Linked DNA regions of Mus musculus: all the other regions are linked to region 2. Evidence: chromatin loops called from intact Hi-C (ENCODE). Cell type or tissue: heart. All regions are shown on one strand. Links, peaks and the distances in the headings refer to the core of each region. The heading gives the core; the rest is flanking DNA.

Region 1 (10,023 bases), core at 832-8,831, 160 kb after region 2:
GTCAGGAGGTACCAGACATTGAGCCCTGAGAAACAAACCCATAAGAACAACTTTCATCCTTCTAGGGGCATGATGCAGTGTTTATGCCATGCATGTAGCATAACACGCACTGAGCTGTTTCCTAATTGCATTAGTATATGCCTTAATCTTAGAGTTTGAGCCCACTCTCCTCATACACTCCCCAAAGGGAAGTGTCCAGATATCTTACTCTTCTTCCATTATGCCATATCATTCTAGTTCCTTCTATGTATGTTCCTGTATATGGCAGAGGGGATCAAGCCAGTCTAGCTTCTTAACAGAATCTGCTTCTGCTGGGGCATGCCATTCATCCTGTAAGTCATGTGCCCAGGGAGTCAATTGAGGGTACTACTCTATATTTATTAACTGAACTCCTGCCCTCAACTACCAAGGCCTCAGACTATGAGTCTGGGAACAATGTTTCTCTAGATTGTGTGTTTTCATCCTTGGGACCAGGTGTAAGTGCCTAAGAGTTTCTGGAACCGTAAACCTTTAGCTTCTGTGTTTGTTTAGAGACCACCACTGTATGCATTCACATCCTCTATAAAGCTCTTACAGAATTTCCCAAAGGAAAAAGGCATACGGGGAACTTACACAGCACACAGTGAAAACCATCAAAGAGAAAAGTCAAAGGAGGCTGAAGGATTGTGATCTGTGACATCAATAGGCTAGACCTCTCTCTGTCAAGCAGCTGAGGTTGCCATGCACTCTATATCATTAGCAGCTAGCTGATGCAATCGAATGGTTCTGATCCTCTGGAGAACACTAACCAATACAAACACAGCAGAGGAAGTTAGGGGAAACGGACATTTTAAAACAAAATAAATATAGATGAACAGCTTCAGAAAAGCTCATAGCTCAGTGTGGTGGCGCATACCTTTCATCCCAGTACTCAGGACGCAGTGGCAGATGGATCTCTGTATGCAGCCTGGTCTACATTGTGAGTTGCAGGGCACCCAGGGATATATACTGAGACCCTGTCTTTAAAAGATCAAACAAAAGTGCATTACCCTCAGGAGCACATGGGAAAAGTTAGCATCAGTTCATTGCTGGAGACAGCCGTTACCATGTAATGGTCCCAGCTTATCTGGAATATTGTGAAGTTTCTGGGCACAGAGCTGTTATAAGATGACAAGCAAAATTTGAAGAAAACTCAGAAATACATGGTGAAGCTGGGCCTGGTAGCATAGGCCTGTAGTTATAGCTATGTGGGAGACAGTGCAGAACCAAAGCCTGCCTGGACTACAGATGGAGACATGCACATGCAGGCTTCTTTATGCACATCTTTGACTCAGCTTACAGGTTCTTGACATAGTGAGTCCATTTTGTATTGTCAGCTCTTCCACTTCCACTGGCAGAGGTGATGCATAGGGTAAGGTCTAGGGCATGTTCCATTCCATGGAGTGTCCGGGTTCCTTTGGGCACTTCATTCGTGCAGTATCTTCACATACTCTTAGATACTCTTGTCTAAGAGATCTATAGAGCTGAATTCCCAGTCGCTCTACCCTAATCCCTAAAGTCTGGTAAGAAGGGCAGAAAGTTTTAACTCTCCAAACACCTGGTGTTTTTAGTGACTTGCTTTTCTTGAGACTACTAAGAGTCTTTCTCTAAGTCACGTCATTAGCATAAACGCAGGTGTGATCAAAAGTACTGTGAACAACAAGACTGTCCTGTCATTCCGGAAATGTCAAGCAGGAACTGAGCGTCAGAACTAAGGCAAATACACGTCCAACTCCTGAAGGCGCCCAGGAGAGAACTCTCCTCCCATCCTATTTCCTTACTCTCAATGTATTTATACAGATGTGTTGTTGGGAGGAGCATTTCCTCTTGGACCAACTGACATTCCATGCTTCAAGTATTGTTTGCTTATTTACATAATTGTCTTGGAGTACTTACTTCCTGCCTGTACTTTGTGGGACACTTTGCTCAAGTCAGGTAAGGGGAATTCAGATCAAGTCTCATTTCCTATTTGCTATTATTCAAATATCAGTTTAGTCTCTCACACACGCACTTCTTTTAGCAGCCAGCATCTTTAGAGTAATGTTCTATTAAATGTCCAAAGTGGGAAGGAATGGGTGTTATCAAACTAGGCTCAAGGCTTTACTTTTGTGGTCCCAAGAAGTGAGATCTGGCCACTGAAACATCAAACCAAATAGAAAAGGTAACAGTGGAATGGAAAGTATACCTTTAGCCAGTGTAAGTGTGCTGGTAAGGCTAGGAACCTGGCATCTTTAACCATTTCCAAGGCACTAGCAAAAGCAGTAAGAACACACAGGGGATGGGGCCAAGCAGTGTTAAGCAGTTTCTGTCTGACTAAGGTCTGGTTAACTATTATCTCAGGTTAGACAGAGTCATTGTCTGGGCCAGTGAGATGCCACAGTGGATAAAAATGATTGCCCTAACAAGTCTGACAGCCTGAGTTCCATCCCTGGAATTCATGGTGAAAAGAGATAACCTTTGACCTCTTCCTGAGCATCTGCACACATGCATGTACACACACACACACACACACACACACACACACAATCCTAAGGAGGAAAAGCTATTACTCTGTTTATCTATCAGGCCTGTTGATCTTGGACTCCACTTGAGCACAGAAGGCTCAGAAAGGAAAAATCACATGTATCCAGAAATATTAGCCTACTGTTGGTCATCCATTGGGTATACACAGCCATAAACATCAATAATGCTTAATCATGCAACACACTCAATTTGTTGCATAAAGAATTGGTGCTTTTTAGCAAAGGCCACTTCTGAGTTCTTATTTCAGGTCTTGTGTATGAGAGGGATCACTTTCAGTGGAGTAAAGGAGACAAAGTCAGATGTCACATGATGGATCTAATGGCCATTTGTATTTGACCAGAATGTATAGGGACACTAAGGGACATGAGAGTTCATAGACTAGAGAGGAACTGAAAAAGAACAGGAGAACACAAATCCCGACACAGATGGCTCAACATACAGCTCTTTATTATACTAAAATATTGAAAATCTTTCAAAGGAGAAGGATAAATGAATTTTAGTGATTTACTACATTTTTCATGTATTTTAAAAAATCTTAGAAGCCACAGACCAAAATAATACCAAGTAATTCTCATTTTGGCAATATGTTGTTTCCAAAATCTTTATTTTAATTTTATATGCATTGGTGATCTGTCTACATGTATGTCTGTGTGAGGGTATCAAATCACCTAGAACTGGGTTACAGACAGTTGTGAGCTGATGTGTGGGCGCTGGGAATTGAACCTGGGTCCTCTAGAGGAGCAGCCAATGCTCTTAACCACAGAGGCATCTCTCCAGCCCCTATTTCCAAACTCTTAGTGGCTTCCCTAATGATGACATTTTGGAATAACAGAAAGTATATATAACGAAGTGGGTAACACCTTTTGTGAGTAGCCCGTCCAGTTGGATTTTTGTCTGAGATCTTCCACTGGGTTTTTGTTTTTGGTTTTGGTTTTGGTTTTTTGTGGTCGTCAAATCCTTTAACTCAAAGCTTCTAAATACAGTGGCAGAATTGGTCTCAAGGGGTGTTAGAGGACTGGAATGAGACAGCTTGGACAGAAAAGGCTCTCTATAATCGTTGAGATACTATCTGAATACATGTAATGCATAAGTTCCAGGGGATAGAATCTGGGAGAACCAAGCCATCAGTGCTGTGAGCAGTGGGTTCTTTCTTCCCTTGGATGGGATGCGCTTAACACCATGGGTTATATTGGATATATGTGAGTATAAGGCACGAGCAAAGGAAACAAAGCCTGGGGCCACCACTCATTGTTGGTCTCACTGACTCAGAGGTCAACTATCAGCTGTAACAGCTGCAGGACAGCATCTATCTGTCAAAGTGCACTGGGACCTCTGGGTCACCCTCACAGGCAATGACAACTCGCCTAGTGCTGGTTCTTGCCCTGTATCTACAGTTGGGGGCCTTGGAGTTCCCTGTCTCTCTGCAGTCCGTGACCTTCACTACACCTTCGTGACAGTTCATCTGGCCGTTCTTGCACAGGATATTGGTGGTACTGCAGATGCCACGAATGTTCCAGATGTCTTCGTGGATGAAGGTGTTGAAGCGTTTGCACTGGACAGAAGTCATCTTCCGTCTCTGCATCATCACGTTGCAGTAGTTGTCATTGCCACCTGTCACCTGAGGGTCCACATGCTGTCGAAGGAACCGTTGGTACATTCGATCCTGGCCATAGGAGGGCTGTACAAGCCCTAACCCCAGCAGGGTCAGCACCAAGAGCAGAAGCAAGGACTGAGTCCTCTGTAGATCCATCATTACCTAGAAAGTGCCTGAGAAGAAAACAAGGAGAAAGGATGGTAAGGACTGGGCTCTGGAGAGGTAATGAGAAAAGCAAACTAAACTCTTAGAACCCTCTCTTGCCCCTCCTTCTGCTTAAGATCTCCCCCTTCTTCCTGCTCTTCCCTTTTGTACCCCTTTCTCTGAGAGTGGCTAGTTTGTCAACATGGCCTTCCTTGAAAGCAAACACTGTTCTCTTTACTAATTGACAGGCGTACAGCTAACAGAACAAGTCAGAACAAACATGACTGGGTGGTCAGTTGCCCAGGCCTGCCTGACTGGAGTATAAAACAAGGAAAGATAAATCTACATAAAACTGGAATTTGGGTTTTGTAAGAAAATTAGCTAGTATGATCTTTAGGGAGTGCTTGGTGGTCTGGAAACTTCAGTTCCCAAAAGTGTAGATAGACTCCGATCAAAGCAAACTTACTTATTGAGTTGAAAGCTCTACATACGGAAATGAAGGAAAGTAAGGCAGAACAAACTTCTGTCTAGTTCCTCTTCCTCCTCTCCTCTTCCTCTCCTCTCCTCTTCCTTTCCTCTCCTCTCTTCCTCTCCTCTCTTCTTCTCTTCCTCTCCTCTCCTCTCCTCTCCTCTCCTCTCCTCTCCTCTCCTCTCCTCTCCTCTCCTCTCCTCTCCTGTGCTAGTGGACTAAATCACATCTTCTGGGGAAACTCTACTCCTCTCTTAAAAACTAACACGGCGTTGGCCCAAGGCTCAGTCAGGGATCTTTTGGAGAGATGGGGTGGGAAGCAGGGGATGACAACAGTGAGACTGTTTTCTGGGCACAACAGGGTACGTGCACATACACACTCACAGCTGTTGAGACAGCATGCACAAGACTCAATCCGGACAAGATCCCAGCCTCTAGGAGAGAGGTGGCCATGAAGTATCACTGCTAACTGAGAATCTATCAGTTCGTGGTAGTGGCTTAGAGAGGAAAAGTCAGCTTTCTTTAAGGGTGTGTGACTTCCAGTAGGTTGACCATGCTCCAGAAGGCAACCCCACACCCAAGAGTATTTGGGCAGAAGAGTATTTGGGCAGAAGAGTATTTGGACACAATGAGTTTTAAAAAATAAAAAGGGAGGTCATGAAGGTAAATGGGTGGGATAGTGGGGGACAGATCTGGGAAGAATAGAGAGAGGAAAGTGAAGATGATCAAATATACTGTATGAAATTCTTAAAGGATTAATAAATATATTATTTAAACAAACAAAACAGGATAATAAAGGCATGGCCAGTTACTTTCCTGCAGAATGGCTAGGAGGTGCTGCCATCTGGTGGCCAGTCCTCAGACTGACTTGCAGGTTGATTGACATGAGCAAATAAACATTGTTCCTGATACAAGAGAAGAGGGCACCCCAAAATAATGGTCTATCACTGAAGGCACAGTCCAAGAGCAGTCTCCTTCTGAGATGGCTTGATGTATACAGAATCCACTGTGCTTGCCTTCAAAGTTGCGGCTCTGGATCACACACGCCACTGAAATGGCTTAGGGTTTACTCTATTCTACTTCAAGCCCATGCTTTGATAAGTGATAATTGCCCGTATCAAAGGAAAGCACTAATGGGAACAAAAGGGAGACACTCAATGGGAAAAAAAGGGGGGGGGATTTAAGGGGCTCTGAGAAGAGGAAGAAACCCCTTACTTGGCAATCTGGCAAGCAAATATTCTATCATAATGAGCAACTGCTTAAGGCCTTCACCCTTTGCCAGGAGTAAGCTTGCACTTTTCAAGAATGAAGAAGAAACCTTCTTTTCAAAAAGATGTGTACTAAACCCCTTATGCAACCCTGGTGGAACTTGATTCTACCTTTGCAAATTATAATTCCACCCAAGACACTCCCCGAGCCACCATATGATCCCACATAGGGATCAAAAGATAAAAAGGGGTCGTGAGGTGGCTCAGCACTTAGGACACTTGCTGTTCTTGTAGAGGACCTAGGTTTGGACCCCAGCATTCACCATGACCATCTGTAACTCCAGGTCAGGGGACCCAACACCTCTTCTGACCTCCCTGGGCACCAGACACACATGTGGTGCCCATGCAGACATGCAGACAAAACACATATAGTAAAACAAAATGCACATAAAATAAGTAATATTCTAAACAGAGAGAAAGAAGAAAGGAGGGATGTCCTTTCGACCTTTTAAGGTGTGGCTTGAGAGACATTGTACATATGACCAATATGAAGGTAACTATGTACTACTCTCTGTTGGGGAGTCCATACCTACACTTGGGTATGTCTCGCTCCCTAACTGCCTCTCTCACAACCTTTCTGTTGACAACCCAGACAAGTCAGAATTATCACTGATAAAAGTCTCCAACTCTGCTTCATGAAGGCTGGTATCGATTTTTTTTTTCTGTGTGAAACTATGAATCTGGTTTGGCCAGAGTTGAGGTCCTTAAAAACATTAAGGGGATGCATTAGGTTGCTGAGGATGACAGCTGTCCCCTGGGTGCTGACGGTCTCAGGCCGTACAGGAGGAGACGGCAGGGGGATACCCTTGGTGTGCTTGGTGTGCTCTTGATCCTAAACTCCTTTCCAAAGGGCTCCTTTAGTGACCTATTACTTAATAGACAACTTGGCTCTTTTTTAATTCCCTGTCCTGTCTGTAAATCAATTTAGCATCCACAGCACCATAAAAAGATGAAATCTACCCTCCCCATGACTAGCAGGTAAGGAAGAATATCTCTCTGTGTCCCAGCCCCTTTCCCCTGGGATACAGCAAGAAGAGAAAACAGGAAAAGCTAAATTTACTGGGAACTAGTGATCTTCCAGACTGACTCTTAATGGCTTTTGAGACATCTTTATTTCTGTGCATTGCAAATCAGGAGACATATGTTTTAGATAGTTCGTTTTTCTGGCCCCTGACAATGAACGATGGAACCAGTGTTCTGGGCTATGAGGGGAGATAAAAAGAAAACATAGCTAGGTCTGTGCCAGGGGCCTGCTGACTATAGACTGAAAAACGACTCATCGAAGTGGACAGGCAAACCATTCTCACAGGCAATAACAACATGTCTGAACCCTGCAGAGGCTCGGTACTGGCATGGAGGTCGGGGAGACCCTCCTGTGTGCTTGCAAGTGGTGACCTGGAAGGGAGACTTGCTCATTCTTAAGTTTTCTCTGTAAGGGCTTCCATTCGCTCCACAGATGGCCTTGATGTTGCTCTTGTTGCCATGGATAAAGGTGTTGACATCTTTGCAGGGTGAGGTTAGGCTTCTTCTCTTCATCATACGTTCACAGTATCTGTCGTCCCGGCCCTTTGGCTTGGCGTCATGGTGCTGAGTCAGGAATTTTGTGTACCTGGAGTCATCCTGAGCCAGAGTGGGAGGGATCACAACCAGACCCAGCACGAAGATCAAGAACAACGGGCCTGGGCTTATCGCCATCTCTTCCAACAGAGATTCCTGCCAAGGGCAAAAAAGCAGGAGTGGTCGGCTGTAGAACCACTTTCTAACTTAGACTAAGTGGGTGGAGACTTTCCTTTCTGAAAGAGCATGATAAAACAGTGTCCTCAGCTACCTAATTCCATCTTGGCCTTGGCCTTCCTAACAGACTCCATGGCGCAGCCATCTTTCTCTATTCCTTAGGTTCACCATCATCCATAGTATAACAGAATCTATTTATATTCTTAATTCACCTATTACTTAACTTGATAACAAACATTACCCAAGTCCTATTGGGCCCAGAAACTGTGCTAGATCCTAGGGCATAAAGACATTTAATATATATACCAAGGACAGGTGCAGTATGTGTCAGTAAGGTCCAGCTACTTAGGAAATAGAGACAGAAGGATTGCTTGAATCCTGAAGTTCCACCCTAGCTGGATAATGTACAAGACTTTGGGTTTTTTGGGTTGAGAGAAGGGGGTGGTCAAGGAAGAAGAAAGAAAGACAGAAAAGCACAGAACAGAAATGTGGCATCCATTGGGGAGGCATGGGGGTTCCTGAGGCAAGATGGATCATAACACAGGAGCTGAGAGCCAATGACTTGTGGGGATCAAGAACACAGGACAGCCCATGCCCCAAGGCTGGGGACTCCAGGCAGTCGCTCAGTTCCACATTAATGATGAAAGCTGTAGAGATCACCTTGGGATGAAGGGTGCAGGTCTACTTCTCCCAGAGGGCAGAGTTGCTATGCAGTGCATAGGGAGAATGGAACACGTTGTGTGGTACCTGAAGTGGGTCTAGAAGAAGCTCTTAGAGAGCAAAATGGGGAACTCAAGCTTCATCTTCAGAGGCTCTTCGGATGATCTGAGAGAATATTTTCTAGTGTCTCCCATGTTTGTAATACTGCTAACATAGGCAAATGATCTGACAGTGTTGTAAAACAAAACACAAAACAAAACTGAGATCTCTTCATGAAGGCAAGGGACTTAAATTTTTCTGTAAGATCTTTCTGAAGAGGAGAAGAGAGGAGATTCCTACCATCACCTCCCAGAGTTCTCAGTTTACCCTGCACCACATACATCCAGCATAGGATCAAAGGTGTCTTCTGCTGGAGTTTGACCTTCGTATGGACTTTTAAATTGTTATTTCTTAGGAAATTTGAAAATTTGAGAACTGGGAGATAATAAGGAGATAATAAAGCAATTTCTGATAATATCCTTAGTCTTTGAGAAAATAGAAAAAGATCATCCTGAGACATAAAAACCCTGCTCATGGTGGGGCTGCAGAGATGGCTCAGCAGTTAAAAGTGTATATTACTCTTCAGAGGGCCTGAGTTCCGGTCCCAGCACCCACACTAAGCTGCTCACATCCACTAGCAACTCAGGCTCCAAGGAATCTAGTGCCTCTGGCTTCTGTGGGCACCAGGAATTCTCTTACACATATCTGCCCACAGAAACAGACACACATGCATACACTTAATTTAAAATAGTAAAAATAAAACTTAAAAAAGTTCACCACAGGGAAGAAATGGCCAAGTAAGTAAAAAGTCGGGCTCGATGACAAGCACTTGTAATCCTGCTGCTGTGGAGGTAGAAACACGAGGATCCCTACCAGCCAGCATTGTAATTGGTGAGGTTCAGGTCCCAGAAAACATGGTACATGGTACACGGCTTCTGAGAAACACACAAACCTGCACCTCCACACAGAACCCCACCATATCAGATGACCATGAGTGCCCCTACACTTAGCAGGAGAAATCAACTTTTATGTTTTGATTTTTTTTTGTTTTGTTTTACTTTGAGACAGGGTCTTGCTATGTAGCCCAGGCTGGGCCCAAACTCTTGATCTTCCTTAAGAACTACCACACCCAGTTTATGTGGTTCTAGGGAGGTGGAGCCAGAAGAATTGGAAGTTCAAGGTCATCTTGGGCTCTATAGCCAAATCAAGGACAGCCTGGGATACAGGAGACCTTGTCTGTAAATAAATAAATGCAGGGAATGTTGCATCTTTCAGCCAGCCTAAGGAAATGTTAGTTAAGGAGAAAATCAGCTCCAAGTAAGTTTTATTTTGTTTTTGCCCTGCATTTTGTTTCTCAGCTGCATTAAGTTAACCATTAATTTTATTTTGTGTCTTTCTCATGTGTAAGTCTGAATACTTACTTTTACTGTGTGTGTGTGTGTGTGCGCGCGCGCGCGCGTGCGTGCGTGTGCATGTGTCTGTTTGTAGAAGGCTGAGGTCCTGGCCCTCAGCCTATAATCTGGTCAGTAGTGCAGAGTCAGGAGTATAGCTTGGAATCTAGGAGGTCAGGGGTC
Region 2 (10,023 bases), core at 1,122-9,121:
CCCATGTGCTCCCCTGTGTAGACTTGTCTCAGTGATCCCAAGATCCTGGTTGTACTAGGGCCTGCTGAGTTTGTGCCCAAGATGGCGAAGGGCTGGTGCCAACAAGAATGAACCCCAGCCCCTGGTCAACAGGTTTCCTTTGTCCCTCTTCCTGCTGGCACAAGACCCTCCAGGATTTTTTGGAGCAGATGTTGTGTTCCACTCACCAGTGATCCCAAGATCCTGGGTGTGCTAGGGCCCACTGAGTTCATGCCCAATATGGTGCAGGGCTGGTGCAGACCGGAATGAACCCCAGCCACTGGTCGGACAGGTTTCCTTTGTCCCTGTTCCTGCTAGTAGAAGACCCTCTGGGTTTTTTGGAACAGATGTTGTGTTCCACTCACCAGTAATCTCAAGATCCTGGGTGTGCTAGGGTGCCTGCAGCATGGAGAGTCCTTTGGGAACCTTGGGACCCTCCAGTGAGTTCACACACAAGATCAACTCTGATTTATTTACAAATGCTCAAATTATATTTGATATAGGGGTTCTAAGGTCTTCTCTTTCATGGTATGGTAACTCCTGTGTATTTCTTTGAGAGGCTATTGAGCAAAAGCCAATCTTGAAGCTTTTGATCTGGTTTCTGCAAATATACCATAACTGTAGAGGGACCTCCTATGCAGACAATGTGGCCATACAGTATAGGGCATGTAGGCCATACCACCAGACAGAAGAACTGGTAAGACGGAGTGAGCTCAGACTTGGGGAAACTCAGAGACATTGAGAATGGCAGGAGTTGAGCCACTCCCTACCTATTTCTGTACCTGCTCTAGAACATGTAACCACAACATCTGACTGAGATGACCACAAAGAGTCAGTCACATAAGAAAACACCTGGAGTTTTTCCCCATGGAAATAGAGCATCCCTAACATCAAAAAACTGAGCCAATAGGAAAACCTACTCATAAACCCCACTCCACTTTATGTTCCTTTATGCATATAGCAGAAAACACTGCAACTCCTTTGCACACTTAGGATTCTGCAGAGTGACTCATGTATGTGACTTCAGGTGGACACTATGGAGCTCTACCTCCCCTACCACTCCATACTTGCTGTGCATGATTGGAACCACGTTGTTGTCTATGGTCTGATATAGCATGTCTTCACTCCTGGAGCCATGATTGACACCACTAAATGTGTTCTTGGAGTACTCATTGAGGGGTGCCTGTCACACCCCATGTACTGGTTGCATATAGAATGGATGGTGTGATACTCTGGCCTCAGCCTGGAAGTCTGCCCCTTTGGTTGGGATTTTAATTGGAATTACATTGACTCTTTAGGTCAGTGTAAAAAATGCAATTCCATGTACATAAGCACTGAACCTTCCATTCAATTCTTCCAGAGCCAGAATTGTTGGGGTCCAAGTGGTCTGTACTGCCTTTCTCAAACAGCAATCTAGATGTGATCCCTTGACTGAGGGGACACTGCAGGTACAAGATCTAAGTCCTGGAAGGTTATCCTGCAGAGCACAAAAAGACCACAAAAGGCAGGGAAGTGCAGAAGGAAATCTCAGAGAAGGAGACAGAGATACTGTTTGCTCAAGCTCTGCTTGCAATGATTGTCTAGTAACGAGCTAGATAATTTATCAACAGCAGTTGGCAAATAAAAGTTGTTCTTTCATGAAGAGTCATCAGAGTTCTGTCTCTCATTATCATTACCCCTTTCCCAGGTTTCTGTGATGCCCACAGCTTTGCCACTGAGGGCTAAAATGATGCCCTCAGTGTTTCTAGGAATATTCTCTAAAGGCCTCATGTTGCACCTCATAAAGTCATCTCACAAGTTTGCTGATAATTCAACAGGGCCACAGACCTTAGTAGGCCTCCAGATCTTAGCATAACTGACTCCATAAAGAAAGTTCCCTCCAGGCTGTAAAATTCAGCATGCAGACAGCACCAGCTACTAAAAATGAAAACAAAGACCTAATCCATCAATGTCCATACTTACGGGCAAGTCTCTGTCTTAGGGTTTTATTGTTGTAAAGAGCAACTATGACCAAGTCAATTCTTATAATGGAAAATATTTATTTGGCTGCCATGTCTAACATGGTCACCAGGAAAGGGACAATGTGATGTGCTTCCTGTCGCTATAGCAGGGTCAGTAGGGTGTGTGCCTCCACAAGTGCTGATGGTGTAAGACTTGTTTGTTAAGTGTAGGTGCCACCTCCCTCACCAATCCCACACTGAGTTTTCTGAAAGCTGCTGTACTCAAGTGTCAGAGAAAAGGAGCCACAAATGGTGCAGGCAAAAGAAACCCACCCACCCGTCTGAAATCCCCCAGAGGAAGAAAGCATGAAAGTCTTGCAAAACTCACCTGCCAACTAGAACAGACAGAAACTTTAAAAGTATGTATATATGTATGTACACATATACATGTATATTTATATATATGGGAGTATGTTTTGCTTGCATCTATCTTCCTCATGTGTAGTGCCCATAAGAGCCAGAAGAGGATGATAGATCCTTCTGGAACCACAGTCCCTGACTTGCTAGCTGCCATGTGGATGCAGAGGATTCAAATCTGGGTCCTTTGGAGGAGCAGCCAGTGTTTTTAGAAGTTGAACCATCTCTTCAGCCTGGAGCCTGGTCAGAAACTTTCTTACCAACTCCCCTACCTGTGAGAAACAGACCTGCCACCAGATTAGCTGACCTGGCAGTGAACTTTCAATAACTGGGGTGGGCTCAGTGTTTTTCTAGAAGAGACTCCACAGCTCTTTTCTGATTTTTTTTCATTAAAAAAAAAAACCACCTTATTTGTACCTCACAATGAGCCCATTAGAGCCCAGGTGGTCTGGGCTTGGAACTCAGAACACATAATGTGATAGATCAGGAAATAAAAAAAAAACACAACGAAGGAAGATCTCAAAGCTAATCTCTGCATTCCAGTGGGAAGGAGCTTGCTTGCCCTTCGCTCCCTCCAACTCCTGCTTTCTGCAGAGGAGGAAGCCTGAATGTCTAGCTCCCAGCTCTCATTGGTTGGAGAACAAAGACTGCCTTCAGAGATCAGCAGGGACAGATGAGGTGGAGCTCCACACCTAAGGCTTCCATCCTGAAGAGGGTACTCCCTCAAGTCATCCTCCAGGACCAACTAACTAGAAGCTGCAGGAAGAGGGCAGCTCAGTCCCTCATCAGCATCTAAGACTCTGGACTTCAGCGGTGGTCAAGAACTCAGCTCTTTCCAGCTCTCTGGTAATTTAAAGGCAAGACTTTCTTGTCTTCCTCATTTTTTTCTTAGTGGCTGTTGGGATGGCCAGCTTGACAGCCTTCTCTGTGGGTTTTCTTCTAAATTCTAGTAAAATAAGCATTCTTCTGAGTATATTTTAAAATTCCTTTATTAGGGAGACCACCAACCTGTAGAAAGGAACCCTTATTGCACAATAACAAGCATCATTTTCTATCTGTTGTTTGAGATGCAGAGAACTTGGGTATTGCACCATGGGGCAAACTGAGACCACTCTGACAACTTGTTGATTAGGGGAGCTAACAAGCAGTTAAGGAGAAACAAGCAGTCTTAGTTCTCTCATCAATGTATTAGGAAGGATTTATGAAGGAGATAATGGCAAATGTTCAAAAAGCTAAAGCCTTTAAGAAACAGTTTCTTTCTCAATCTCTCTCTCTCTCTCTCTCTCTCTCTCTCTCTCTCTCTCTCTCTCTCTCTCTCTCTCTCTCTCTCTCTCTGACAGTATCTCATGACAGAGTTTGAGTCTGGCCTCCAGCCCTTTATCTCTCATTTCAAAAATGAGGATGTGTAGACAAATCCTCAACACTAGTGTTCTCTGTCTTCTTGTGGTCACTCGTTAAGTATCTTTTTGATTGCATTAGTCCATGTGTGGATAGGTTGGTTTCTACGTATTCTGCTAGTGTTCACTAAAGGACACACACACACACAAACACAAGTTATTGGCTAACAGGGTACATTAGTCTGGGTATTTCGACAAATATCTGTCTTGCATTGGAGAGGCAGAGAACCCGAGAGACGGTCAAGTCTACAAGCCTGCATGTCTCTGTTAGCATTCCTTCTAGGCTCTGCCCAGAAGTTACCAGGAAATAGCATGATAGGCCTGGCTTACTATAAAAGAGGCTGCTTGTCCACTCCTTGATCTCTTATTCTCTCTGACTGTCTTCTCTCCCTGACCCTTTCTTTCCTCTCCGCTTCCCCTTACCCCCTCTCTCCACATGTTCCTGGCTGGCTGCGACTCTTCTCTCTCTATCTGTGTCTGGGTCTGTGTCTGTGTCTGTGTCTGTGTCTGGGTCTGGGTCTGGGTCTGGGTCTGGGTCTGGGTCTGGGTCTGGGTCTGGGTCTGGGTCTGGGTCTGTCTGTCTGTCTCTCTCTCTCTCTCTCTCTCTCTCTCTCTCTCTCTCTCTCTCTCTCTCTCTCCCTGTCTTTCTCTGTCTGTACTCCTTTCTCAACTCCCATTCCCCAAATAAACTCTATTCTACTCTATACCTGTTGTATGGCTGGCCCCTCAGGGGGAAGGGATGCCTCAGCATGGGCCCACAGAGGCACCTCCTCCCACGGCCCCATACCTGGCTCTACAGACATATTCTGCTCTCTTTTAAATAAACCACAACAGTCTCAGCAGCCCCAATCGAAGCTGGAAGCCTAAAGTATTCCTGGAGATCCGTCTACGTTAGAAACTGTAAGAAGTTGATTGTTAGAGTGTCAAAGGAATGTTTTAGCAACAGGATAGAAGACCTTGCCAGTGAGCATGGGGACAAGCAGGCAGGAAAGAGTTTCTTTCTTCCCTGACTTTTTATTTGGATTCAAGCCAAAGGTGTCTGCCTGCTTCAAATAACATGATCTAGAAAGTCTTTCCTGGGAATGACCAGGGGCCATGCTAGTTCCACTCCCCGCTCTGGTCGTGCTGTCTGTGTTCTGCTCTCAGGGTCTTTCTGCCCTACCTTCTGCTTCTATGTCCCTGCCCCTCATAACAAAACCTTTAGTATGCAGCCTGGGACAGCAGGAGAACCAGGCCACTCCACCTCCCAGGAGTTTCTGCATTGGCCGGCAGGGGGCGCACGTTCACCTGGTTCCAGCCCACATGGCGTACAGAACAGAAGCATAAACATGCTCTAACTCCCAAAGAGCAGATTTCTGAGCTTATTATTGCCATCACAAACCCAGACGTTTTAGTGTTGATCTTTTTCCCTTCAGACTTACACCGCGGCACTGTACAAAGGCAGAGAAGGAGTAGGTTGTGAGTGTTTGCTGGTGTAACCAGTTTTACAGTTTGGCTGCACAGGAAAGAGCTTTTCTGGAATAAAGAATCAAGAATCCAACCAAACTTCTCCCGGGAATGAAGTTCTTGTAGCCGCAGCAGGGCAGCTGATAAGTGGGACAGACTGCGTATACTCCTTCATTCCTAGATTCATGATCCTGTCTAAATAGGCTACATGGGAAGGTTTGATAACCTCACTTCAGAGTATGGTCCTTAAACTGCCCCTTCAGCTTCAGCTATACTTTTGATACCTCCTGACACCTCTCTCTGCTGAAGTGGCTCGCCTACTTTTCTATTCTTAGTTATCTGTTCTATTAGTATTTCTATTTCTAGGACATGGCCACTTCCTTTTTAGCATTCTAGTTTCAACCACAGACAGGTGAAGTAGTTACAATAGAAATTATGTTGAATGCCAGCTTGACATCCAGGTAAAGTGAGGAAGGCAGCAAGGGATGGCAATGGCCATTGGGGTCTGTGCTAATAGCAGCTGATACCCTCACCCTGATGTTTCTGAGAGCAGCCAATACCCTCACCTGCTGCCTCTGATAGCAGCAGGCAATTTACAGGCTTTGTACTGATAGTGCTAATGGTAGCAGAATTTAATTATTTGGGTCTGACAAGAGTGCCCAGGGAGAAACTTTGAATTCTTGTAACTCTTAAGTGACTGTCGCGAAAGAAAAGAATAGTAAGAAGGTCATGCACACATACACACACATATACACACTCACACACACATACATACACACACACACACACACACACACACACACACTCACACTCACACACACACACTCACACACACACACTCACTTGGTCGGGATCAACCACATGTTTTATAAATTTCACAAGTGCACATGCATACTTATATACATAAACATATATCTAAATGTGTATATGTGTGCATGAATATAGACAAACATATATATTACATATACATACTACACCATACATTTGGTAAATGGAGCAGAGCCCCAAAGCCACACTTTATGTTTTCTCTCAGCCTTTTTATAGCTTCTTAGACAAAAGTTCTTTATAAAATTAATTCACAGATAAAATATTATACAAAAGGAATGCTGATAGTAAGTTTAAAGCAATTTCATTTTATAAGTTTAAAGCAACAGTTTCACATGACCTCATTCTATTATGGTGCACACCTCTGGCCTCATTCTTGAACCTGACCTTAAATGAATGTTTTTCCTTGATCATTATCTTGTTCTAATCCTATTTCTCTTCTTAGTTCAATTTATGAAAGCTCATTGTACTCTTTATTATGCAGTCTTTACTTATTCTATGAGGAGTGGGCACATTATATTCATGATTCTGATATAATTGTACCTTTCTGGCAAAACAACTAAAACCATCTCCTAAAATTTTCTTCCCAAAGTTATTTGAATCACATCTGGAATTCTATAAGGTCATTAATTCATCTCAACAGTATTATTATATGAAAGTACATCTTCACAGTGATCTGCAGGAAATCTGCCCAGTGGGGTGGGCTGATGCCCAGGAATCATTAGGCTATGTAACAGTGCCAGGAAAGGCATCACAGCAGTGAGAAGCAATCCTGGGATGAAGTCTATGGGGTCCTGGTCTCACAGAGCACACCCATGGCAGCCACACAAACGATGGGCCATCTGCAAAACAAAACAAAACAGAATGAAAACAACAAGAACAACAACAACAAACCCCTTAGCTGCTTGCCATAGCCTTTCCTATATGGCTTATATGAAAGTTAGGGAACTTCTTCTGAACTGTGATTGATGGAGTGTGTTAGTTTGCCTAGTTTTTCTGGTGATGAATCTCTGTGACTTTCAAATACTTCGCAGGCCAGCACAGTTATCTGGTGACCTGCATTGTGTATATATCTTATATTTGTCTTTTATCTCCCCAGGTTTGCTAAGAGATTTGTACTCATACCAACTACAGATACAATGCCACATGGCGGTCCTGATCTTTTGGTGCCAAAGAAGAGATGATCCTTTCTGTTGGTGTCCTTGCTTATTTTGGGGAGAATAATGGGCTTTCCTTGAATACATGACAGTTGCAAGACTAAGGGCTTTCTCTGCTTATTAAAAATATTCAACTTGGAACCAATTTGAGACATATCCATTCTCCCTCTCAAGTATCCACTGGTTCTCTCTCACTTCCAGCCCAGATTGGTCTGGAAGTCAGTGTGTAACCAAGAGTAGTTGAGAGTGACCCTGAGCTTTGATTCTTCTCCCTCAACATCATGAATCCTGTGGTTAGAGGTGTGGACCACCACAGTCAGCTTTGTGGGATGCTGGAGATTGTGCATACCTGGTAAGGACCAGTGGAGCTACATCCCTCTCCCTAGACTCCTCATTATGATCCATAGTGACACCCATAGTGATACTGTAAGATTCTGGCAGGTCTTAGCTTACCGAGGACCCCCTGAGTGAACCACACAGAGCCTGGGATCGATGCAAAAAGCAAGAGGAATTTATTATTGTTCCAACTCATTGGGGCCATCCTACACCTAAAGGAGAGATGACAACCCCTCACCTCCACCTCCAGCCAGTTTGGTCAGTCTTTATACAGTTTTTCAGAGCAGCAGTCATTAAGCAAAATGTGATTTGCAGAACAGTGTGACTTTTAAATTGATTGGTTTCTGGGGAATGAGGTGGCAGGATTTGTCCAATGGAATGTGTTTACCTGGTCTAGGCCTCCCCCACCTGCAGGACCAGTCCTTCCTGCAGAAGTTTAATTAGCCTTCCCCTTCCTGAGGAGAAGGGTCTGGTGGAATTTTGAAAAAGGTCCTGAACTAACCTTTTCAATATCACCATTAATGCTTCTGGTTAATAGACAACATCCTCATTCAAGAATTATTTTATAGATTTACTACACAGTACTTGCCATGTCATCCATCAATATTATTTGATGCAAGGTGTGTGTGTGGGGGGGTGGCAGACTATCCAAAAATATCCAAACTATACAAAAATTGCAGCACAGTGTTTGTATTGAAGGTAATCAGAATGCTAATTAAACATGACAGTGATCTAAGGATGATTTTTTAATTGTCTTCACACAACAATGAAAAGGTCTTTATGGAACAGGCTGCCAGAACTTGGTAGACCCCAGACCTTGCCATGAATGACTTGAAATACCATTCAGGCCATAAAACTCAGCACATAGACAGCACCACCTCCCAAAACAAAAACAAAGATACAATCCATCAAAGCCCACAGCTCTGGGGAAGTCTCTAAGTGCACTAATCTTGCTTTTTTGCTTATGTAGTTTCACCTCGGGCTAACTGTTCTTTTTAACTGAAGAATGCCAACTCAGAATTTCTTTTTAATTTTTAATTTTTATTTTTATTAAAGTTGTTTATTTGGTTTACATCTCAATATTAGTCCCCCTTCTCCTCTTAGTATCCTCTCATGTGGATCCTCCCCCACTCCACCCTCCCCTTCTCCTTTGAGAAGGGGATGCCCCCTGTAGTTATCACTTCCCCTACTCCCCATATCCCTTTCCCTGGCACATCAAGCTGCTGCAGGACTAGGTTCATCCTCTTCTACTGAGGCCAGAGTAGGAGGTCCATTCAGGGGAACAGGACCCACTAACAGGCAGGCAACAGATTTAGCAAGAGCCACCCCCTCTTGTACTTAAGGGACCTGCATCAAGACCAAGTTCTTATCTTCTACATATGTGCAGAGGAACTAGGTCCAGTCCATGCTCACCCTTTGTTGATTCAGTCTCTGGGACCCCTCCAGGGTCCAGGGTAGTTGACTCTGTTGGCCTTCCTGTAGAGTTGCTGTCCTCTTTGGGTCCCTCAGTCCTTCCCCCTACCTCTTTGGGTCCCTCAGTCCTTCCCCCTACAAGACTACCTGACCTCTATCTAATGTTTGGCTGTGGGTCTCTGCATCTCTTTCCATTGGCTGCTAGGTGGAGACACTCAGAGGACAATTATGCCAGGCTCCTGTCTGCAAACATAACAAAATATCATCAATAGTGTCAGGGACTGGTTCTTGCCCATGGGATGGGTCTCAGTTTGGGGCAGTCATTGCTTGGTCATTCCTCTGTCTCTGCTCTATCTTTGTCCCTATACATATTGTAGGTGGATTGAATTTGGGTAAAAAGGTTTTGTGGGTGGATTGCTGTCCTTATCCTTCCACTGGGAGTCCTGCCTGGCTACAGGAAATGACTACTTCAGGATCCATATTCTCCACTGCTAGGATTCTTGCCCCCATAGACCTTCTGGGGCCTTGCTCCAAATCCAGGTCTCTGGCATGTCTTAGAGATTGCCCCCACCCCAGACTGCTGACTTCCCTTCTCTTTCCCCTACTCTCTCTACATATGCCTGCCTCCACTTCCTTCCTAGCTCCCACTTCCAATATCTATTTTATTTTCCTTTTTGAGAAAGATTCAAGCATCCTCCCTTTTGCCCTCCTTGACATTTAGCATCTTTGGGTCTATGGATTGTAGCTTGGGTACCCTGTACTTTATGGCTAATACCCACTTATAACTCTCTTGTGATGATAGTTTCTTTTTTTTTTTTTTCTTTCCTTTTTTTTTTTTTAAATCCTTAAAAGTTTATCCTGAGAAAGGCTCAGGACTTCACTGGGACCCACAACACCGAGTGCAGTTGCTGGCAGGTTAATAAAAACATTCTTTGAGATTAATTCAGTGTCCTAATCTTCTCTGGTTTACCTAGTCTACCCCACAACAACTGAACAAAACACTGTTTGTTACTGGGTATCTGTAACGTATTAGAACTCCATGGACTATGAGTGTGTATGCCGTTATTAGTGAGA
Region 3 (10,023 bases), core at 1,122-9,121, 470 kb after region 2:
GGTTTCTCTTGGTGGTGACTGGTGTCTAGCTGAGGCTTTCTTTTCATACATGTACATGTTTTAAGAAGCTTCTACAGTAGCAGGCTCCCTTATGGATGACGCATGCTTATTTGTCACTTTCTGAGTCTCTATTCCCATTACCTTTCTTCTCCATCCCCCTCCCCATTTAATCCTCCAGCTCCATTCTCCCCTTGTTTCTCCATAGCTATATATTCTATTTCCCTTCCCTTGGGAGATCCTGTCCTCCCTCCCCTTCCTCATCCCTGACTCTATACCTAACCGTTGTGGTTATAATGGATTGCAGCATGCCTATGGAAGGATTAGAAGCTAACATTCACATATGTATTTGCCTTTTTGGGTCAGGGTTACCTCACTTAGGATGACTTTTCCCCCCAGCTCCATCGGTATATCTGTGATATTCAGAATTTCTTCGTCCTCTTTAGTTTCTCTGTGTAGCCTTGGCTGTCCGGGAACTCACTTTGAAGACCAGTCTGGCCTTGAAGTCAGAAATCCGCCTGCCTCTGCCTCTGCCTCCCAAGTGCTGGGATTAAAGGCGTGCGCCACCACGCCCTACCATCTTCCTTTTCTTTCTTTCCTCTTTCTCCTGCCCTTCCTCTTCTTCTTCCTTTTCCTCCTCTTCCATCTCCTCCTCCACCTCCTTCTTCACTTCTTCACAGACCTGGGGCTCACTCTGTAAATCAGGCCTTGAACTCAGAGAACCAAAGACAGAGGCTGCACTCACCCTCCGAGACCGCCCAGGTTAGCGCCGGGGTAGTAACGGTGCCTTTCCCAAAAAAAAAAAAAGAATACAGACGGATTTCCCCAGATTCAGGAACACTGTGCCCGAGGCAGAATGTATTGTTTCTGGGTCACCTGGTCTGGGGAAAGCTGGCAAACAAGGACTGCCGAGGCCCACGTGTATGTCTCTGTTGAATGTTGTGGGGCCACGACCTTGACACATTTGCGAACCTTTAGTGAACAGTGTCGTATTTGCTCAGACCATGTGTGAAACTAGATAGATAACGCTGAGGATAGGTGGTTTAACAAGCCCTAGGAGGGCTAACGGTGGCGCCTGTGTCCTAAAATACTTATAAGACGCTCTGAGAAGGACCAGGGTTTTTTAGCTTTGCGCAAGCCAATGTTCAAATTGTAGCGCCTGCGTCTGGAGTATCTGGAGATACTCTGCTCTGCTCGGAGGATAGTGTGAGCCATTCTGAGCTTCCTTTGTGAAGAGTGAACAAAATACACCCTAGTTGGTATACAGTAAATACTAGCTACTTTGCAAAAGCAAGCTGTGAGTTTATAATCTCCATTGCGGGTATTTTTGACTCATGAAAAGTTTTCTAATGACCTCGGTGTGTGGAACTCACAAGACTCCTGTTTTTCTCCTTGATACTAGTCTAAGCGTAACCGGTTTTTGGTGTTGGTGGCTTTTTGTTCTTTTTTTGACAAAAAAGTATGGTTCTAGCTGTCCTGGAACTCTTAGTAGACCAGGTTGGTGTCAAACTCAGATCTGCCCGCCTCAGCCTCCTGCGTGCTGGGATTAGAGGCATGGATTGCCACCCCTGGGCTAGATATTCTTTAAAGATTTATTTGTAATTAAGTCTGTTAAGTGTGGAGGCATAAAGTATGCAGGTGCCTTCTGAACCAGAAGAGGCTTTTTGACTTTTTGATCCCCTGGAGTTAACAATAGCAGTGAGCTGCCCAACATGGGTGCTGGGAATTGAGCTCAGATCTCTGCAAGGTCCATCTCTGCAGTCCTACTTAGTTGGTTATTTTTATTTTTTTGAGACTGGGTTTTGCTGTCCTGGAACTTGCTATGTAGACACGGAGTGGCCTCAACTCACAGATCACTATACCTGTCTCCTGAGTGCTAGGATCAAAGGTGTGTGCTATCACACCTGATGCATGGGTTATTGTTATAGGCAGAGAATGTGAGAAGAAAATCCTAACCTAGCAAGCTGAATGTGCTAATAGGCATATGTGGCTTCTATATCCTTTATAGCTTATTTGTCTTAAGTCCATAATTACAAATCTGAGCATGGAGAGAGGTCTCAGCAGTTAGAGGTGCTGCAAGGGGACCTGCATTCTGTTCTCAACACTCAGCTATCTTTTTTTTTTTTCCGAGACAGGGTTTCTCTGTATAGCCCTGGCTTTCCTGGAACTCAACTTTGTAGACCACCAGGCTGGCCTTGAACTCAGAAATCCACCTGCCTCTTCCAAGTGCTGGGATTAAAGGCGTGCACCACCACCGCCCGGCACATTGTATCTTAAAACCATCAGTAGCTCTAGTTCCAGGAGATCCAAGGGCTCTGGAGACCAGGAAGACACTGGTGCGCATACATACATGCAGGCAAAACATTCATACATAGATAAAAAGCATAGTGGAGTTAAGTTCTGCAGATCTGCACTCAAATTGTTAACAGATAAGTGTGCTCCCCACATCTTCCTCTTCACAGACGTTTAAGAGATAGATAGCTACCTCTTAACAAATTACTACCTATTAGATTATGCCGTTTGTATTTGTAAATTAAGTCTTTTTTAAAAGAAATGCTGTTTATTCATACAGCATTCAGCCTGTGTGTATGTCTGCCTGCCAGCAGAGGGAACCAGATCTCATTATTGATGGTTGTGAGCCACCATGTGGTTTTCTGGGAATTGAACTCAGAATTTCTGGAAGAGCAGACAGTGCTCTTAACCTCTGAGGCACCTATCTCTCAAGCCCTGGCAATTAAGTCTTAATTAGGCTGGGGAAAGGATAATACTTTTTTTTTTTAAAGGACACCAAAAGAGGGAATTGGATCCCATTACAGATGGTTGTGAGCCACCACACGGTTGCTGGGATTTGAACTTAGGACCTCAGGAAGAGCAGACAGTGCTCTTCACCACTGAGCCATCTCTCCAGCCCCTACATTTAGTTTCTTAACCATTAAACTTAGTTACCTTGACAGTCTCTAAGCCTTGCTTGAATATTTTTAAAACAAAGACCATGCACTGAGATATCGATGAAATTTGTAGGAAGCAGATGATGAACTCTAAGGAGGGGGATGATAATAAAACAGGGGAAATAGCAAGTTAAAATTAGGCAGAGTTACTGCCCTGTATCCCAATTGTAAGTTATTTTTTTCCTGCTGTCTTGAGCCATGGCTTTCAAGCACTCCTCCTTCAACTTACCAGTCATGAGCCTGGATGGGTGAAGCGGTGTGAGCCACGTGGTTGGTCATATACATTCCCACTGTATTCTGTCCCTGGTATGGTAAACAGCTGGTAGTTCGAAATGAAACTGTATCCATAGCTGTGCCTCACCTCAGGGTTGCTTTTGTTGCTTTTGTTGTTTAGTTCCAGGTTGAAGATGAATTGTGTCCAGGAAAGAGCTGGGACTGTAGCACTCAGCCCCGCCCGGCATAGAGGCCCTGTGAAAACCCCAGGATATCTAAAGTGGGCTTGGACATTCTCTCTCAAGGAAGGTTTAAAGGCTGATGGGACTATATATAAATGCAGGTACTCATGTTCACCCAGGTTTTCCGCATTACACATGCTGGTCCCAGCAACTTCCCCATGGTACTGAGAGGTGGGACACTGGCTGAGCTGCGATTCTCTGGTCTAGCTTTGTAAGATATTTTGAAACAGAATCTTGTTAAATTATTTAAGCTTTTAATCTGCCGACCTTCTGCCTCAGGCTTAAATTACAGGTTCATACCCCACAAAGTCTTGTGTTTTTTTTTTTGGTTTGTTTGTTTGTCTTGAGACAGGGCCTTGCCGTGTATCCCCTGGCTGGCTTCAAATTTGTTAGGTAGACCAGGCTGGCCTACAGCTTGATCTGTCTGCCTCTGCCTCCTGACTGCTGGGATTAAAGGCGTGGGCCACCACACCTAACAGTCTTTGATTATGGCATATTACAAAATTTTTAGGGGATAGGTGTTGAGGTGTGTGCATATGTGTGTGTGTATGTGAGAGAGAGTGAGAGGGAGAGAGGGAGAAAGGGAGAGAGTGAAAGAGACACCATACCCCTGAAATGCAGTATTTGGGTTTTATGAGAAAGTGGCCTTCCATTTCATCAAACAAGGTAAAAAGCACTTGAATCAAAGACTTGGCAGACATTGTTCAAACTGTGGATATTTGTGCTGTGTCTTCCTTCACATGTCTTCTATTTATGCCACATGGAACAGTCCTTTGCTCATGCATGTCTCTGACCTACAGAACCAGTGTTCTCATTTAGCTTAAAGCAAACCATCTTCCATAGCTATTTCACACTAAAGTGAGCAGAGTGGGGTTTAGGCAGAATTGTTTTACCTTAGGGAACTGATGTAGCTTAAAAGAGGCAGATTTCTATGTAAATATGAAATTGTGATTTTTTTTTTCCTGCCTTTTTCTGGGTTATGTAGCCCAGGTTGACATTCCTGATCCTTCTGGTTTTGCCTCCCATGTGTTGGGATCAAAGGTATTTGCTACCACACTTGGCACATGTGTAGCAGTAATTTTAAAGGTAGCATTCCTTTTCCTATCAACTTATTAGTCATGCTAACCATCCTACCCCTGATTTCCAGTGAGGTTTTCTGCAATGGTTTAAGTGTTCTGTATTGTATTGTATTGTATTGTATTGTATTGTATTGTATTGTATTGTATTGTATTGTATTGTATGGGATTGCAATACAGTTTGCTGAACAATGAAGAATGTTGGTAGTTTGAATAGTTTTGAGATAGGCTCTTGCTCAGTAGCCCAGGCCGGCTTCAACTTGATTTTCCTGCCTCTGCCTTCCAAGTAAATTGGCATTACAGGATTGATAGGAAACTTAATTCTAATTAAATAGTTTTAATCTAAATAACTAGTTTTAATTCCCTAAGGACCCACATGGAGGCTTACAAACAACCTTTCCAGGGTATTTGCCCTACTCTGGCTCACATTTGTAATGTAGACATGGTATGCAGACATGTAGGCAAAACACCTATAAAGTTAAAGTTCTGTGTCTGCCAAGTGGCCTACTCATTAGTGCCATTACCACTGCCTCCCAAAGTTCAGTTTAGTTTTAAAACAGGGCACGGTATGGAATGAGAAGGTATTTGTATCCCCATGTAACTGGGTATATAATACTTATTCAGCAGACTAATCATGGCACTAACCAAGATTTCATAAGCCAATGGTCTTTTCTGTTTCATGTGCCTGATCCCTACCATTACCAGTGTCTTCCAAATGCTTTTTTAAAAAAAAGATTTGTTTATTATATGTAAGTATACTGTAGCTGTTTTCAGATATTCCAGAAGAGGGCATCAAATCTCATTACAGATGGTTGTGAGCCACTATGTGGTTGCTGGGATTTGAACTCAGGACCTTCAGAAGAAGAGCAGTCTCTTGAGTGCTTACTTAATACACATGTAACTTTTATATTTTACCTCATACAGAAGCCTACCTTGACAAGGGGATCTTTCTGTTTGGACTGACTGGGTCAAAATGGAAATCCAGAAATCCTCCCTCTGCATGCTGAGTTGCACTCCGCCACCACATCTAGATAATGATTTCTTTGTTCTGCCTGTCACTAATCTAACAATTTAATGTTAAATAATGTTAAATAAGAATTTCTAGTTCAGAAGGTTATTTGTCGTAATGAACTTTTGGTTACAAGTAAGCACTTTAAAAAAAAATCTCATTGCCTCCCAATTGCAATTTTCCCTATCTCCTCTCCTCTCTCTCCTCCCATTCCCCAGCCCCTTCTGAAAAAGGCAGGCCATGCAGGGATATCAACATGACATATAAAGGTACAAGTAAGACTGGGTGCTCTTCACTAAGGCTAAACAAGCAAACCAGTAGGAGGAACAGGGTCCCAACAGCAGGGAAGGTCAGAGACAGCCCCTGCCCACTATTAGGCATCCCAAAGGGTCAGCCCCGCGTAGGCTCCCTGCTGTCACTTTAGTCTCTGAGCCCCTATGAGCCTAAATTGGTTTCTGTGGGTTTTCTTGTCACAAGAAAGCTCTTAGAAGTAAAAATATCCTTACACTGCCATCTTGTGGCCAACAGGGGCTCCAAGTGATTTTTCCCCCTATGTTTGGGGGAAGTTGTATTTCTTATAGAAGATAAATTTAATTAGTATTGGCTCAAGAAAATGACTTGGAAACTATTTTGGATTACTGTTCTACTTACTAAAAAACCTTAAGAATTGTTTTTTTTTTTCGTACTGTTTTGCTTTGCCAGAACAGGGTGTTGGACTCCTGGCCTGCTGTGAGCTGCCTGATAATGGGCATTGGGAGCAGAGCTGAGGTCCTCTGGAAGAGCATTGTATGCCTATGTACTAAGTACATACAGTGCCCACTGAGGCTAGAGCAGGAGGACATGGATTCCCTGTGACAGAAGTTAACAGTCAGCCCTGAGCCACCATGTTAGTGCTGAGAATTGAACTGGGGTATTTTGGAGGGGTATTTTGGAAGAGCAGCTAGTCCTTTCTCTAGTCCCCACATTTGAGAGTTTTAAACATAACACTTTTCAGTCTTTTTGGTTTCTCTGTAGCCCTAGCTGTCCTGCAACTCACTCTGTAGACCAGGCTGGCCTGCCTCTGCCTAACACGTGCTGAGATTAAAGGTGTGCGCCACTACAATGCCTGGCTACTTTTCAGTCTTTATATGACTACTTAATACAGTTTCATGAGTTTTATTAAATGGGTTTGCATACCAAGCAGGTTATAGACCATACATAATTCCTTACTTGACACTTTTTATATGCATGTTTGTATAAGAAATTTGGAAGCACACACAACTTATGAAGAGCATTGTATACTCCTCTTCCCCCCCAGAAATGAAGGATGAAATACAAGAAGTACGAATATTGAACATTCAGGAGAGAACATCAGGTTGATAGCAATCCCATTTCCTGTCTGGACCATCATGCTGTAAAACCATGGTTGTATGAAAAATGATAGTTGCATTGTTTAATGGTAAGTCTTGAGATTGGGAGATTTTTTTTGACATAAGAATCTGAAAGTTCTGCTTTGTAATTTGGCCAGCTGCTTGAATTCTATTTAAAAAGCCAAGGATCTTGGGAGGTGGTATAGTATAGTGGTTACATGTAAGGATACATAGTAGGCTTCTAGACAGACTGCTTTATATTCTTGTGTTCTCTTGTGTTCTTATCATTTAACAAGTTATAACCTCGGCGAGTTTTCTACCTAGAACCTTCTGACCTCAGTGTAGTTGGGTGTTGGTTAATTTTCCAGACTAGAAGGACCCACATAGAGGCTGGCAAACAATCTCCTGTCTCTAGCTCCAGGGTATTTGATGCCCTCTTCTGGCTCACATTTGTACTGCAGACATGGTATGCAGACATGTAGGCACAACACCTATAAAGTTAAAGTTCTGTCTGCCAAGTGGCCTACTCATTTTAGTGCCACTACCACTGCACTGCCTCCTAAAGCTCACTCTAGTTCTAAAATTAGGCATGGCATGGAATGAGAAGGTATTTGTATCCCCATGTAACTGGGTATAATACTTATTCAGCAGACTAATCATGGCACTAACCAAGATTTCATAAGCCAATGGTCTTTTCTGTTTCATGTGCCTGATCCCTATCATTATCAGAGTCTTATCTTCTAAATGCCTCTTTATGTGGTAAGAAGTAAACTTCCTCTCACTGTTGAGCCTAGGTAAGATTTTATTCATATACAAAACTGGCTTGTCTTCTCAGGGCTTTGTGAGGATAAACAGGCGGTCTGTTCAGGGTAGTACTTTCTGTCAGTTACAAAGCAGCAGATGTTATAGGATGATGTTCAAAGCATGGCCCATAGCTATAGAGAACCTTTTGATTGATCTTGGAAGTTAATTAGAACATTCATGTTTAAATTTTAAATGATTTGTCTTAATTAATAAAAATTTTGAAATTTAATTTGTGTATGAGTTGTTCTTTCTTTCTTTCTTTCTTTCTTCTTTTTTTTTTTTTTTACATTTACACATCTGGTGCTTGAGGCCAGAAGAGAGGGCATCAGACCCTAGAAGTGGAGCTATAGGAAGTTTTGAGATGGTGTGTAGGTGCTGGAAATCAAACCCAGGTCTTTTGCAAGAACAGCCAACCATTGAGTCATCCCAAGTAATGAATTTCTTTTTTTCCCCCCAGAGGCATAGTTTCTCTTTGTAACAGTCCTATCTCCCTGACCTCATTCTGCCCTCCTTTGCCTCCTGAGTCCTGGGATTAAAGGCATGTGCCACCATCATTGGGCACAACAAGTAATAATTAATAAATAAAGCAACTTAAAATATTCAATGTGAGGGTAGAGTGTACTCAAAGATGAAAGCTGATGCAACAGAATAGTGTCACAGAATCAACTTGCAAGTCGGATGAACAGGACCACAAAGTAAACCCTGGTGGCTCCACATGTTGATGTCTAGCAGTGTGCATTTTATGTCTGAAGTTTATGAGGCAACATAGTTTGCTAGAGCTTTGCATTCACATAGCTCCAGCATATTTGGGAACTTTTAGCATGTAAGGGAGATTCGCATAGCTTTGGTCTTGGTTTTAAACTGTAAAAGCCTAGAACGAGTGTGTTAGGACAATAAATGAGTATGCTTTAGTATATCCCATCTATTACTTGGATGTATCTGCAAGGTTGGTTTTACAAGAGTAACTTGGAAGTTCACAAAATAAGTTTTAAAATCTCTTGTGCTTATATTATACTCTTTGACATTTGAGGTTATACTGTATTTGTATTCTTTGTCTGTGACAGCTAGAAAAACTCAAGGCTCAGTTGTTTATCCATGGACCTACTTAAATACTGCTCCCCCAAGACTGAAGTAAAGCAGCTGACCCCAAGTCCAGACACACACTGATTAAATACAGTGATTAGGCCCTGCAGTTTCAAAACCAGCCTGCCTAAGGGAAACAGCCACCATTCCCCATCCTTAAGCTACAGAAAGCCCGTCGTGAAGCATATAATCTGCTTTTCTTGAGGTCCGGATGCTGAGTGGCTGGGTCCTGGTCCCGATTATGACCTGCCCAGAGCCAGAGATGCTACATCTCTTCGAATGAAGCAAGCTATAGCTGTTTGAAGTGCTTTAAATTCTTTTACAAACTTAATTTGTACTTATCCTTACATTTCAAATCTCCACTGACTTAGCTGGTACCAGTAGGACTTAAGTTGCTAGGGGAAAGCAAATCGAACTATTCCATTAATTGAATATGGTTTCTAATGGCTGTAGTTTAGTTTATCTAACATGCATGGAAAAACAGGTTATTTTATCTCCAGCATACATTCCCTTGATCCCAACATTTAGTAAGTTTAGAAGTTCAAGGTCATTCTCTGTTACAAAGTGAGTTCAAGGCCAGTATGGGAAACAAAGCCTGGGAGAAAAGGGAAGGATTTAATATTAGGAACCATGTTTGTTCTTTGTGGCTGTTAATTAGTTCACAACAGGTTCATATTAGTTTGCTTCTTAGCTTCCTTTTAGCCATCTTCTCACCCTAATTTTAGCAGTCAGAAAAACCACAGTTGCAATAGGTAAGCTAGGAAGGGCAGAGTTACAGCAGGATTTAGGAGCTGGGAAGTTTGCTCAGCAGTAGCTCAGCAAGCAGTTAAGAGCACTGACTGCTGCTCTTCCAGAGGTCCTGAGTTCAACTCCCAGTACCTAGTTGGTGGTTCTATAGCTTTATGGGGCCCTATACCCTCTTATGTGCAGATGGTGTGCATACAGACAACATATACTTTTTTTTCCCCCCAAAACAGCCACTTAACTACCCGTAAAGATGCCTCAAAAGTTTAGACGCCTGAGACTGGAGGGATGCCCCAGTAGTTCTTACTGACCTAGAAGACCAGCTCTCAGCATCTGAGAGGGCTGCTCCCAATCCTGGGACATCCACGCAGAAACACAAACATGGTAGCTTCTGAGAAAGGCTCTCACTATATGGCCTGGGCTAGTCTGGAACTCGGATCAGTCTTTCTCCAGTGCTGGGATTAAAGAAATGCACCAATAGGTGCCTGGCTAAAGAAAAATATGGCACTTGATCCTATTACTTTTTGGGGTCTCAGCCTTAGGTGTCCTAGAACTCAG

Evidence for each region. Hi-C counts contacts between places; a loop is a spot of excess contacts. Peaks named below come from ENCODE experiments on the same cell type or tissue, not always from the same donor. Only the 100,000 strongest peaks of a DNase experiment are listed, where the experiment ranks them.
Region 1: a loop joins it to region 2, with 11 times the contacts of the local background. A loop is called at or near these places in 23 of 42 quality-filtered maps.
Region 3: a loop joins it to region 2, with 3 times the contacts of the local background. A loop is called at or near these places in 2 of 42 quality-filtered maps.

The regions. Positions count from the first base shown.
Region 1 is chr14:51,099,092-51,109,114 of GRCm38, reverse strand. Rnase4 (ribonuclease, RNase A family 4) reads right to left here. Exons shown (of 2, transcript NM_201239.3): 2 at 2,964-4,308. The coding sequence starts at 4,294. The coding sequence ends at 3,848. It overlaps Ang (angiogenin, ribonuclease, RNase A family, 5), which reads right to left. Exons shown (of 2, transcript NM_007447.3): 2 at 7,106-7,729. The coding sequence starts at 7,711. The coding sequence ends at 7,274. Among named protein-coding and RNA genes, the nearest start is that of Rnase4, 8.1 kb to the right of the region's middle. In heart, for the core only: a CTCF peak has its summit at 5,597 (motif pointing left); no DNase peak of the experiment used is centred there.
Region 2 is chr14:51,261,323-51,271,345 of GRCm38, reverse strand. No RefSeq gene overlaps it. Among named protein-coding and RNA genes, the nearest start is that of Rnase2a, 10 kb to the right of the region's middle. In heart, for the core only: CTCF peaks have their summits at 2,466 and 5,043 (motif pointing right); a DNase peak (open chromatin) is centred at 5,005; H3K4me3 peaks cover 373 bases; H3K27ac peaks cover 588 bases.
Region 3 is chr14:50,795,958-50,805,980 of GRCm38, reverse strand. No RefSeq gene overlaps it. Among named protein-coding and RNA genes, the nearest start is that of Ccnb1ip1, 5.2 kb to the right of the region's middle. In heart, for the core only: CTCF peaks have their summits at 2,602 (motif pointing right), 6,017 (motif pointing left) and 7,273 (motif pointing left); no DNase peak of the experiment used is centred there.